2 separate regions of the Homo sapiens genome follow, and region 2 is linked to region 1. A link is a contact called in ENCODE Hi-C or POLR2A ChIA-PET data. All regions are on one chromosome and are shown on one strand. The core of a region is the stretch at or near the end of the contact, and the rest is flanking DNA. Distances in the headings are between cores, read along the strand shown.

The links. A loop is a pair of places that touch in the nucleus more often than their neighbours do. ChIA-PET counts read pairs that join two places held with the same protein, here RNA polymerase II (POLR2A).
Region 2: a loop to region 1 is called in a map of HepG2, with 10 times the contacts of the local background. The contact joins two enhancer-like sites. A Hi-C loop is called at or near these places in 1 of 168 maps with a recorded cell type or tissue (HepG2). POLR2A ChIA-PET finds 5 or more read pairs at or near these places in 1 of 52 experiments (OCI-LY7).

Annotation. Positions count from the first base shown.
Region 1 is chr21:32,593,957-32,600,730 of GRCh38, forward strand. All of the region lies in intron 5 of CFAP298-TCP10L (CFAP298-TCP10L readthrough), which reads right to left. It overlaps CFAP298 (cilia and flagella associated protein 298), which reads right to left. Exons shown (of 7, transcript NM_021254.4): 7 at 5,398-6,774. Among named protein-coding and RNA genes, the nearest start is that of TCP10L, 12 kb to the left of the region's middle. Within about 2 kb of position 3,340, at least 3 of the 41 ENCODE cell types and tissues checked have a DNase peak (open chromatin) inside an H3K27ac peak, as active enhancers do.
Region 2 is chr21:34,200,983-34,207,756 of GRCh38, forward strand. No RefSeq gene overlaps it. Among named protein-coding and RNA genes, the nearest start is that of LINC00310, 24 kb to the left of the region's middle. RefSeq lists an enhancer at 2,675-3,673. Within about 2 kb of position 1,594, at least 24 of the 41 ENCODE cell types and tissues checked have a DNase peak (open chromatin) inside an H3K27ac peak, as active enhancers do.

The DNA.
Region 1 (6,774 bases), core at 2,090-4,589:
AAGCTGGCTTCAGGATCAGACCTGAAGACAAGTAGCTGACCTGGGGGTTGAGCCAGGGCTCACACCTAGGCCCTTCTCCAGGGGGGTTTACCAAAACCAGCCCCATGTCCTGTAGACCTGACTTTTGTCAACACACACATATATCCTCCCCTTATGCACAGGTGTTTATGTAAAAGCAATGTATGTTTATATGCCAAGGTGACTTAAAAATTACAAAGTGCGGTACAAACATGTTATTTACGTTGTGATGAGGATGACAAGGTTTGGATTTCATGCTGTGTGTAATGATGTCAGTTGGAGTTCTTCTTGGGATAAAGGAGGGCAGGCGGTCAGCACAGTTCCTGTTCTGTGAATCAAGGACCTTCGTTCAAGCAGTCCTTACTGGACACCTGTGTCCTCATCCTTGCTAATACGCCAACCAGCCACACACACTGCACCACAGAGTCCCTATGTCATACCAGCCCTGCAGGCACCTGTTTCTTGGCACCAAGTGTCTTTCATGAGTGTGAACCCATCTGATGTTAGTGGCCAGTGGGGAAAATGCCCATGGGAAGTGGAGTGTCGGGGGAGCCCGAGCCTGTGGCCTGGCCATTCTGCACAGTGAGTTGCGGCCAGTACGTTATGTGCTGATGCAATTCATAGCTGCTCAGCACGACTCTGCCCAGATTCCGTTTATTATCCTACTAAATAATTATTTTCATTGTCTTCATCTTTTTAATTGCACTACTGATGTCTTTATCTTAAAATCTGAAGAAGGCTCTCTCCATGGGGCAGACTTTGTCATTTACAAGCTAACTGGTGAGAAATTGAAGGGGAAAGTGCGATCACGTTAAGTGCCTTTGGAAGACCACAATCGGGATGCACAATCACTCAATTATAACTTGGTGGGAAGGGAAGCAGGGAGGTTTGAGGAGGTGAGAGGCGAGACTCTGGTTCAGAAACCTGTGCTCAGGCCTGAGTCCCTCTCATTGGCCGGGGGTCTTGCAGAAGACACGGCCTCTCTCTGAGCTCAGTTCCTGTATCTGCAGGGACCATGACCCATCAGCCAGTTGGTATGAAGAGTAAATGGGGGAACCCATGGGACAGCGTGCAGGAAACTCCAGAACGCTGCATATTTCTCTGCATTTTGTGTGTATGACAAGCCATGTGGGGGTTGTTATTTCCATCAAGCACTAGATGAAATCCATTCTGCTCGATTCTATCTAGTTGTTGCCTTCCTAGAAACACAGGAATAACCTGCAGCACCACCCCCTTCTGTTCTGTGGCATTGGCACAATCAAGGAATCTACTTTTGTGCTTTTACACATTGAACTGACAGGTAAGGTCAGGCATCGACTGTCACAGGGGCCAGTGGAGAGGTAGGAGGGACGCCCACATTCGATGAATCCTGCATCACGGTGTTGGACTTCTTGTTCCACGGTGTTGGACACTAAACTTGTTCACATTCAATAACTTGAGCACGAATAAAGGCAGCTCATAGTAATAACACCTGATGGGTACAGGCCCTGTGCTCTGCTCTAAACACTGCTCCTGTTACCCCTACAAGACATGGGCCCTGCATTTCACAAACATGAATTCTGAAGACCATGAATAACTGTTCTGGCCCAGCTCTATTGGGCCCTAACTCTGTGCCCGGGGTCGGGATGCGGGTTGTATTTGGAGCCCGTTGCAGATGCGGATTCGTCTGCTCCACGCAGGGTGCTCTGACGTACTCTGTGTGGCCTGGAGCTCAGAAACCTGTGCTGGACTCAGTGCCTGCAGACGCTGCCCCTGGGTAGCTGTTTTCCAGGCGTCAGGAGACATGCTCCAGAGGCTCCAGAAGCACAGACGGATCATGAGGTCAGGAGATCAAGACCATCCTAGCTAACATAGTGAAACCCTGTCTCTACTAAAAATACAAAAAAATTAGCCGGGCCTGGTGGCAGGTGCCTGTAGTCCCAGCTACTCGGGAGGCTGAGGCAGGTGAACGGCGTGAACCCGGGAGGCGGAGCTTGCAGTGAGCCGAGATCGCGCCACTGCACTCCAGCCTGGGCAACAGAGTGAGACTCCGTCTCAAAAAGAAAAAAAAGAAAAAGAAAGTGATGGAGAAAATGTTCACTATGGAGTCTCACATGTGGGTGGTGTCCGGTGCTGAAACTGAAAGAGGTTTCAGTTTTGTATGTAATATATACAAGGGTGAAAATAGTTTACATCACAAATCAGATTAAGGAAAATAAATGTATAGGGAAAAGAGTTAGCAGGTTGCTATATAATTAGATTAGTCAAATCGTGTTTCAACAAAAATCAGCAAAAACATTCTGTGAGCATCAATTGGTTATGTGGAGTTCATGATAGAGAGTGCAGCATATCTTATTACTTGTAAGCTGTATGCTACATATCCTTGATATCAGCAAAATTTATAACAAACTTACATCTGTATTTATATGCACATGTATTTTGGGAAAGCTATTGTTAAACATTTAAGAGTGTACCACTATCATGGCCAGGCACGGTGGCTCACGCCTGTAATCCCAGCACTTTGGGAGGCTGAGGTGGGTGGATCATGAGGTCAGGAGTTCAAGACCAGCCTGGCCAAGATGGTGAAACCCCATCTCTACTAAAAATACAAAAATTAGCCAGGTATGGTGGGGGGTGCTTGTAATCCCAGTTACTTGAGAGGCTGAGGCAGAGAATTGCTTGAACCCGGGAGGCAGAGATTGCAGTGAGCCGAGATCGCACCACTGCACTCCAGCCTGGGGGGTGACAGATTGAGACTCTGTCTCAAAAAAAAAAAAAAAAAAAAAAAATTAAAAGAGCGTACCACTATCTACATAAATACATACACTGAAAATGCATAATAACTTCAGCTGCTCTGATACCAAATGCCAACATCCATGAAAATGTCCTACAAGAGAGGGAGGGAGCTGCATCAATTGCGCTGATGACCCTGGGCCAATTGTCCTAAGATCTGTTAGGTCTGTGATCTGGGAGGGCCCTGGAGATCCTGAGGCAGCAGGTGAGGCCTGAGGCCTGGGACCCCAAACCCAGCTAAAACTAAAAACTAAAAACTCTTAAGTGTAGAGTTCAGTGATACTCACATTCTTGTGCAACCATCAGCACCATCCATCTCCAGAATGTTTTTATCTTCTCAAACTTAAACTCTATACCCATTAAACAGTAACTCTCCATCCTTCCCTGCTGTCCCCAGCCCCTAACAACCATCATTCTGCTTTGTCTCTGGATCTGACTACTCTAGGAACCTCGTATAAGTGGAATCTTACAGTATTTGTCATTTGGTATCTGGCTTATTTCACTCAGTGTAATGTCATCAAGGTTCATCCCTGTTGGAGCATGTGTCAGGATTCCCTTCCGTTGTAAGGCTGAATAATATTCCATTGTACGGATACACCACCTCTTGTTGACTCATTCATCCTCTTGTTGACTCATTCATCTGTGGATGGGCACTTGGGTTGCCTCCACGTTTGAGTTATTGTGAATCATGCTGCCGTGGACGTGGCTGTACTGCAACTGGTTTTGCATTTATTTGAATAGGTGGATTTCAAAGGTACAAAAGACCATCCTGTGAACCGTGACTCCCTCCCAGCCCATCCTCCAGGCCCCCTAGAGTTTTAACCACAAGCAGCCATGGTCACCAGTTTCTTGTGATCTTTCTAAGAGTATGTGAGCATATGTGCTATGCCATGGTAGAGGCTGGACGCGGTGGCTCACGCCTGTAATCCCAACACTTTGGGAGGCTGAGGCAGGCAGATCACCTGAGGTTGGGAGTGAGACCAGCCTGGCCAATACGGTGAAACCCTGCCTTCACTAAAAATACTAAAATTAGTCGGGCACAGTGGTGCGTGCCTGCAATCCCAGCTACTCAGGAGGCTGAGGCAGGAGAACAGCTTGAACCCGGGAGGTGGAGGTTGCAGTGAGCCAAGATCATGCCACTGCACTCCAGCCTGGGTAACAGAGTGAGACCCTGTCTCAAAATAAACAAACAAATAAATACAATAAAATTAAAAATCTAACAACAGTGCCCTCGTTCCCATGATCTCACAGTCCATCCAGGGAGACAGACTTGTAACCGAATGCCATGATTACAACCAGCTCAATGGGAGATGAAGAAGGAGGTGTGTTCGGAAACCTGGGAACTGAGGAGGGAGTGGGCTCTCAACCTTAACATGGGCTGCGGGAGTTGGGCAAGAATCAGAAACAGATTATGTAGATGATACTGGAACTGTGTGGTTTCCCATTTGCAAAAAAAAATTAAAATTATATTTTACAATGTTAGTATATTCTGAGCATTTTAAGAAGTAAAGTCCACTTTGATAAAAGGAAGAATGTCTATCTTCCTTGTATATATATCTATTCCTATAGAATACCCATTTGTGTCTTAGTTTGTAAGAGCTGCCATAACGAAATACCATGGACTGGGTGGCTTAAACAACAGACATTGATTTTCTTACAGTTCTGGAGGCCGGAGGTCCAATATCACAGCATTGGCAGGGCTGGTTCTTCCCAAGGCCCCACTACTTGTGTTGCAGATGGCGGCCTTCTCCCTGTCCCTTTCCTCTGTGTACATAGATCCCTGGTGTCTCTTCTTCTTCTTTTTTTTTTCTTTTTTTTTTTTTTGTTGAGATGGAGTCTCGCTGTGTCACCCAGGAGAGCAATGGCATGATCTCGGCTTACCACAACCTCTGCTTCCTGGGTTCAAGCAATTCTCCTGCCTCAGCCTCCCGAGTAGCTGAGATTACAGGCACACACCACCATGCACAGCTAACTTTTATATTTTCAGTAGAGACCATGCACCATGTTGGCCAGGCTGGTCTCGAACTCCTGGCCTCAGGTGATCCACTCGCCTTGGCCTCCCAAAGTGCTGGGATTACAGTCTCCTCACCTTGGGCAATTTAATCCCTCTGGACTTTGGTTTCCTAACTCGTGAGATGACAATAGTAGTTTCTTTCTAATTTGGCTGTTTTTAGGTATAAACGAAAAGAATATATAGGTAAAGTGCTTAGTACAACCGTCTGGGAAATAGCAAAGTCCCCATAATGCCAGCTGCCGTTACTGTTATGTCTAGTATCGAACTTCTCCTGGAAATCAGCCACCTCTCTCCTTGAGCCCTGTCCAGGGCCAGTGGGTTTTTGGTAGTGTAGAGGGGCAACTCCTATCTTGCAAGGAACGGCAAGAGGTCGGGGCAAGCAGCTCTCTCTGGTCACTTCTTCAAGGGGGTGGTTGCTGAGGCTTTGGAAGGGAATTTAGTGAGCTCAGACCCTCTCAAGGCTACTGTGCTCCAAGTATGTGGCAGTTCATTTCAAGCTTGATGGCACACTCTTTGCAGAGCAGTTGCCAAGGAACGAGGTAATCTTGTGACAGAAATACTGCCTGATGCTGTCAGTTTGATGGTCGAAAAGGTTTTAGGTGGTATCAAATTTTATTACTAGCATTCCTGGTCTCCATGAAAGAACCACATAAGAAGACAAGTTATGTCAAAGGACAAAACCACAGACCTAGATGGGCACCGTGCATACAGCAGACACTTGGTTTCCTTTTGATATTGACTCAAACAGGGACTGGATTAAAAAAAGAAGAAAATAACAACAAGACCACAGACTTAAGCTGATCAGTGGTCTAACACTGGCAAGATTACTTTTGTTGATAAATTGATTTCTTGGGAAATCCTGGGAAAGTTCCTGGACGTGACCCTGTGGTCCTACCACCACTAGCTACCTGTGACCTTGGGTGAGTCAGCAAGTGGATGCAAAGGGAACACACACAGCACGGTGCCACAGCGGGCACCACCTGCCCCCCGCCGTCACAGATGGCTTGCAAATAAGCTACTCACGTACTTCCTGAGATCTGCTGCACCCAAACACACCAAGCTCAGAGAGGCTTTTGAGGCAGACAAGGGCAGGGAGAGAGGATGGTTCTTCTCGCATGGGTATTTAAGGAGTGTAGTGTCATGCGTGAGTGACTTTTTGGTTAGTAAGTTCTGCTGATTACATGAAGCAATGGGATAACTATCACGGCCAAAAGAGTATTCCTACTGCAGGCTCAGTAAGACTTTCTAATGATATTGAAGTAGTAGTTCCCTGAAAAGAGCTACTATGATCACATGGCTTGGTTAACTGTTTCTTACAAGTCTGAGCATGAATTTAACACACACGAACTATACACTGACAAAGACAGGATGCTCCTGAAATAAAATCACAGCATCTTATTGCATATACTACATCATCCAAGGTCAAAACCCTTTCATAGAGACATTTAAAACTATAACCAAGTAAAAGAGAAAATAGATGCAAATTTGCTTTTACAAAATTTGAAAATCAACCAAAAGAGTAAGGCACAAGATGCAGTCAGCTACAAAGCACTTCAGAGAACAGCGCTTTGCTCTCAGGTCTGGGACCCACCCCCTGGGCAAGGCCGCCTGGCAGCAGGCAGGAACCAAACCCCTGCCACCTCCACTCACTCCCAGGGTTCCTCTTTGCAGGATGGTGGGGAGCGCAGGCACCAAGGCAGGAAGGCCAGGGCAGGAAGATGCCCCGCGTCCTTCACTTTCCCTCAGTGTGAGCACACCAAGTTCCCTCTAACCAGGAGAACAGGACCCTAGGCACCAAAAGTCAAGCATGAGGGACTGCCACAGGCAGTCTGGCAGGTGTCTTTCAGATGCTAAAGTGCCAGGGTTTGCAGGATACTTGGATGGTTTACAGTGATGATGAGTTGGAGTCTTTAAACTCAATGGTGTCCTAGATACTCAGTTAGGATGATAGTGATCCCATCCATCCCGTG
Region 2 (6,774 bases), core at 344-2,843, 1.6 Mb after region 1:
CTACAAAAATACAAAAATTAGCCAGGCATGGTGGTGAAGGCTTGTAGTCCCAGCTACTCAGGAGGCTGAGGCATGAGAATCGCTTGACCTCAGGAGGTGGAGGTTGCAGTGAGCTGAGATGGTGCCACTGCACTCCAGCCTGGGCAACAGAACAAGACTCCATCCCCCCCCAAAAAAAAAAAAAAAAAAAAAAAGAGGAAGAAGAAGTATATGACCCAGCCAGGATGAGGAACTGGAGTTCATACTACCTTCATTCAAGGGCCCTGACTGCCGGGAACAGCGTTCATTCACTCATCAAACATCTTGTGAGGGCCAGGGCTGCCTTTGTGGCAGATTTAACCATAGCTTTCAGAAAGGAGCTTCCTAATGCAGTCACTCCAGGAGCAAATAAAACAAGGGGCTATTTTAAATCAAAAATCAACACGACTGGCTCACACATAAATTCCATTAAGCCAACACTCTATTTGAACACGCTGCTGAGCCAGGCGTCTTGTCTTGCTGCATCTTTTAACTTGAAGGTGGGCATTTCAGCCTGCACAATAAGGTCCACTCCCCTTAGTTCTAATTTCCTGCCACCTTCTGCATTTCTTGTTCGACCCTGGGGGTGGGGGAGTACTGACTTGGTCCTGAATCACTGTCGCGATTGGGATCTGTGAAAGTCACTGCAGAAAGATAATTTAAGGGGTTAAATGTCAGGGACAGGAGAGAGTAAGGTCCTGGTTTTAGTTCCGGCTTAACTGGGGGATGAGGGAGATTAAGAGGAGGTGAGGGAGGGGGCAGGGTTTAGCTTGATAATCTTATTTTGCAGTGGTTTCTGGGGGGATTTTACGATGAAGAGGTAAATTCTAAGGTTTGCTGTCGACTGTTTCCAGCTCCCTGGCGCACTTTCCGTGCAGCGAGGGGACGTCCAAAGGCTGCAGCAGAGCTGGGTTAGAAAACAGGCTCCCACCCGCCCTCTACTCCCCTCCCTGGCCCCGCTGACCTGATTAATCAGAGCCCTGCAAAGCCCACTGAGGAGGGCTCCTGGCTAATCTCATCTCCGCACCCACGCGGGGACAGACACCTCCGCTCGGCCAATGAGACGCAATTCTGCAAACTCGGCTGAGCGGTGGAAAATTCCATGCTCTCGGCGCTGCCCTCGGTGGCGGCCCTGGCGGGATCGCGCGCTCGGAATGCCGCAGCCCGGCCGCCGAGTGGCCACCAGCTGGGGAAGAGCTGAGCGAAACCGCCCCGGGGTCCAGGCGTTTTGCCACGAGTCGCCGTGCGACAAGTTGGGGTCTCCCTTGTTCTCCCACCTCTCTGCACCAAAAGCTCTTGAAGCAAATTAAAGAAAGCAGGCGATGCTTGTATCATTGCGGAGTGGGGAATGGAGCTGGGGGACAAATGGTGACATTCTCCCTCCCTCCGTGTGTGTGTGTGTGTGTGTGTGTGTGTGTGTGTGTGTGTGTGTGAGAGAGAGAGAGAGAGAAAGAGGCCACAGTCCTCCACCCCCACGCTTGCCCACCCAAGTTATAAATCCTGCCTGTAATTGTCCCCCTGCCTCCACCAGGCTTTCAACCCAGAAATCGTGGGGGAGAATGAAGGAGGCACCTTTCTAGATCAATCCACCTATGAACTATGGTGCCCTTTTAGAAGTGGCCGGTGGGTCCTAGAGAGCAAAGGGTGATGAGTTCGCAAAGGTGGACGAAGGAGACCAAGACCAGCAGTCAAAACCAATGGAGCAAGACCGGTGCCATGATTCAGAGACGCACAGAAAATTCCAGGGCCACCGAGAAGGGACACGTTGCGCATTCTGCCAGCGCAGGGGAGGAGGGGATGGAGGCGAGATGGAGGACAGGACTTTGCCAGCCAGGGAAGGGGGAGGCGCCCCGAGCCTGCGTTCCAGTCCCCGGAGCTGGGGCCGCAGCTTTTCCGCGAGGTTGGTCTGTGTTAGGAAATCCTATCTTTCTTAACTCTGTGTGAATTATGGCAATACCTCCCTGTTATTTCAGAGGATCCAGGCCTGTTTCTGCTCCTTGCAAATGTGAAAGACCCTGGTGAACGCAGTCCAAAAATTTAGAATGCGACCTGGTGCACAGCGCTCAGCTCGAGGAGACTTACAATGGTTTCTTCTGCCATCTGCATCGGGCAGGGGTGGGGAACTGTGGGCCCCAAGCTATCTGGGAGGAGGGAAGAGAAAGAAAGGGGGAAATACAGGTTCTTGAAACAAAGTAGGAAGCTTCAGCAAGAATCCACGGAGAAGCCCTGAGGTTGAGTCTAAAGCCCTGAGGTTTAGTAAACAAAGCCCAGCACATGGGACCTGAAACCTGGATGCCCCGGTTCTGCTAGTGACCAGTTGAAGGTCCTGGGGAAATCTCACCCTTCAGAGTCTTAGTTTTCGCCTCTGTAAAATCAAGGTCATAACCATTTCTGCCCCATCTAATCGAGTAAGGTCTTTAGTGAGACCCAAATAAAATAAAACTACGTCTATGAAACAGTAAAGAAGTATAGGGAACTGTTTTTCATCCATGTGCACAAGCAATGTAAAATCTATGTTGTTTTAATTCGATTAACTTCAAGAAAGAGCCCCAGCTAAATTAATCAATCAATACATATATTAATATATTCAGTAAATATTTGTTGAGCACCTACTCAAGGCCCTGGAGGGCCTTGTTGAACCCTCCAGGCCCTGTTCTGTGCCTGGAGGGATACACAGCTGAACAAAACACAAAAAGCTCTGCTCTTAGAAAGCTTAGATTGGAGGAGACCGGTGATAAAATAAATAGGAAAAATCTTTTTTTTTTTTTTCCTGTTTAGGCAGTGGTAAGTGATATAGAGAAAAAGAAAGCAGGAAAGGGGGATGGGGAAATGCGGGGTGAGAGTGCTTTAGAATAGGGTGATGAGGAGGCCTCATGGAGAAGATACTCTTTGAGCAGAGACCTGACAGGGAGATGGGGGGGTGAGCTCCATGGATTTCTAGGGGAAGAACATTCTAGAAGTGGGCAGCCAGCAAGTGCAGTGGGTCTGAGGGGAGACGGTGGCCTTTCCTGTTGGAGGAACAGGAAGGCCGGCACTGTCCTTGGAGGGGTATGAGTGCCAGGGTCAGAGGCTGATGGGGGGGCAGGTCCGGATAGAGTTTGTAGGGCCTTGAAGGTGACCTGAAGGGCCGACTTTTGCAGTGAGTGTTCCTGACAGCTGGGGGGGGGCACGACTGAAGCTCTGCCTTGGGTCTTACCTGGCCGTAAGGCAACTCCATTTTTAGCTTGGATCCTGGCAGGCAACCAACAAGCATTTATTGCAGGGCTGGCTGTGTGTTCTCGGCTGCGCTGGGAGCTCTGTGAATATCCGGAGATATAACAGGGATCCTTAGCTTTGGGGAGGCCACAGACTTGCTGTGAATAGAATTTAGCTGCAAAAGGCAGTTAGTGACCAATGCAAGACTATTCGTGTCACTCGCTGCATTGTGTGGAGGGCCTAGAAGCATGAGGGAGGCTGGGGTTTTGGGAACCCCAGGGGCAACCGGGACTATGCTGGGATCATGGTAGGTGCTTTACTTGTTTGCGAACAGACTGAGTGATTCTGAGTTGCATACTCAGGGAGCTCTTTGTGGCTAATTAAGTCCTTTTCCTACCCAGGCCCAGGTGGCCAGCAGCCCCTGGCAGCCGCGCACATGCTGCTCAGTGTTGCCAGCGCACAGCAGGGGCTGCTGCAGATGGTCCTCCAGCCACAGGGTGATAAAAGGCCTCCTGAAGAAGTAAATGACCCTGCTGGTTGCTGTGTGGAATGTTTCCCCCAGGGAAATTAAAAAATGGAATCCAGTGTCCAGGCCTCAGTCTCATGTCTTTAATAGGCTAGTCAAGATCCTGGGGCCAGGGCCTGGGGGCAGCTTCTTCCTGCTGGAGAGGCCAGTTTCCTTTCCCAGTCTCTGACCCTTCTCGGTTTTGGAATCCTGCTTGAGACCTCTCAACTCTCACCAGGCGAGGAGGGTGATCTGGGGTAGAGAAATGACATGAAGTCATTTCAGAAAATCCCACAATGCCTCATCACCCAGAATCCTTTGCGGAGCTGGCTGGCCGGCCCTGGGCTCCCTTTCAGCTGCTCTAGAATGTAGCAATGGTGGGCTCCTTTGGGGGCCATCTAGAAGCACCCTGCCCCTGGGCACCTGCCTCCTCACTGGAGGAGACCAGAGGCCACGTCCCAGCCCTGTGCTTCCAGCTCTGGAACTGCCCTTGACTTCACTGGACAGGCCTGAGCAAGTCGTGTAACCTTCAGGGACTCAGCTATGCCCACTCCAGGCTCTGTGAAACCAAGACAACCTCACGTGCTCAGTTCCTCAGCTCTGCAGGAGCCAGGCTGCTCTGGGGTAAGGAAAGGGAGAGAGAGGGATATTGTCCTATGCTTCCTTCACATAGCTGAACGTTTTATTTATTTAACTTTTTGGATAAGTAATGCATTTTATGGTTAAAAAAATCAACAAGTATAAGACATTACACAGTGAAAAGTGTCCTTTCCCATCTGCTCAATTCTTTTCTTTCTTTCTTTTTTTTTTTTTGAGACGGAGGCTCAGTCTGTCACTCAGGTTGGAGTGCAGTGGCATAATCCTGGCTCACTGCAACTTCTGCCTCCCAGGTTCCAGCAATTCTCTTGCCTCAGCCTCCCAAGTAGCTGGGATTACAGGCACCTGCCACCATGCCCGCCTAATTTTTGTCTTTTTGGTAGAGACGGGGTTTCACCATACTGGCCAGGCTGGTCTTGAACTCCTGACCTCAGGTAATCCACCCACCTCAGCCTCCCAAAGTGCTGGGATTTCAGGCATGAGCCACTGTGCCCGGCCCCCATCTGCCCAATTCTTATCCCCCACCCTAAAGGCATAGCCACTGTTATTAATTTGTTGTTTATCCTTCTAGAGTTTTGTGGGATTTTTGCACATACAAGCACATGGAATATGTTCTTCCCCCACTCCCAACTCTTTTTCTACTTGATTGCTAATACACAGTACAGTGTTCCTTACCTCACTGTTTTCAGTTGACAGTGCATCTTAGAGATCTTTTCATCATAGTACATAAACCATTTCCTCATTTTTCTTTACTAGTGCTTCTTGCTGTCTAAAATATGCCCAAACAATCCCCTAGAAATGGACATTTAAGTTGTCTGCAGTATTTTGCTTTCAAACAATGCTGCTGTGGACAACTGCAATTCTTCGTTCAGCACACAATTATGTTTATGCATAAGGTAAATTCCTAGAAGTGAAACTGCTGAGTCAAAGGGTAAATGCATCTCTAATGTGGACAGATGTTGCCAAATTAGCCTTTACAGGGGGTATGCCAATTTATGCTCTCAGCAGCAATGTATCAGAGAGAGTGCCTATGTTTCAAAGCTTACCAACAGACTTGGCTTTTAAACTTTTGGATTTTTGCCATTCGATAAATTTGAAAAAACCAGTATGGTTTTAATTTGTATGTTTCTCATTGTGAGCTCTCCATATCCATGCCCACTTTTCTATTGGTTTGTTTGCCTTTTGACTCATCAATTTGCAGAAGCTTATTATATACTAGGGAAATTAATCCTTTGTGATGTGAGTTACACATCTTCCTCATTTTGTCATTTGTTACTGATTTTGCTTAGGGTGTTTTTTTTTTCTTTTTCAATTGCTTTTTGCCATGCAAAAGCTTTTGGTTTTCATGCAGTTGAAATTATTCACCATTTATTTCGTGGCTTCTAGATTTTGAGTTGTAGTTAGCAAGGCCTTCCTCATGCTCCCATTTTTGTTTTAGTATTATGTTTTTTCTTTTTACATTTAAATCTTTGACCCAGTCAGAATTTATTCTACTATAAATGTGAAGCCCATATTCAAAATCCAAAAGTGGTGGTTATCAACACCATTTATTGAATAATCTGTCTTTTCCCCATGTAGTTGAGTGCCATCTTAATCCTAAACAAAATCATTGCATGATTTGGATGTTTTCCAGGGTTTCAATTCTGTGCTATATGTCCGTCTAATAAGTAATATGCCACTACTATGTTTTAATTGTTGAAGATTTTAAATATATTTTAATATATAGTATAACTTCCTCATTTATTTTATCAGAAATAGCTGGTCTATTCTTATTTTTCCATGTAAAATTTAGAATCACTTTGTATAGATAAAAACTTCTTTTACTGGGATAACAGTTATATGTTAACATTTATAAGTTAAGGGAAATTGACATCCCTACGAAGCTAAGTCTTCCTAAGAACATGATGGGGATTTTTATTTTTCAAGTCTTTTTGTTGTTGTTCTGAGTGTTTAAAAGATTTCTTAATGTCAGTTTCCATGTTTCTTTTAAACTTATTTTTAAATATTTTATCTTTGTTAGTGCTTTCGTAAATGAAGTCTTTTCTCCCATTATATTGTCTAACTGAATTTGTTTCTAACATATAAACAAAAGCTATTGATTTCTATTAATTTTACATATCCTGCTCTCCTATTGAATTTTCTTCATGATTCCATAGTTGTTTTCACTTATTTATCTTGTTTTTTCAAAGCATAAGCCAAATCGCCTGCAAATAGTGATAGTTTTACCTCCTTCTATCCATTTTTTATATTTTTGATTTTGTTCTCTTTCTAATTGTGTTGGCTAATATCTCAAGTACAAAATTAAATAACAACATGATAGTGAGAAAATGCTTGTCTCATTCCTGACTTAAGGGTAAAAGCTTTTAGTATTTCTTGATTAAGCATACTTTTTGTTTTTGAGTTTAAGACACACACACACACACACACACACACACACACACACACACACACGCAATATT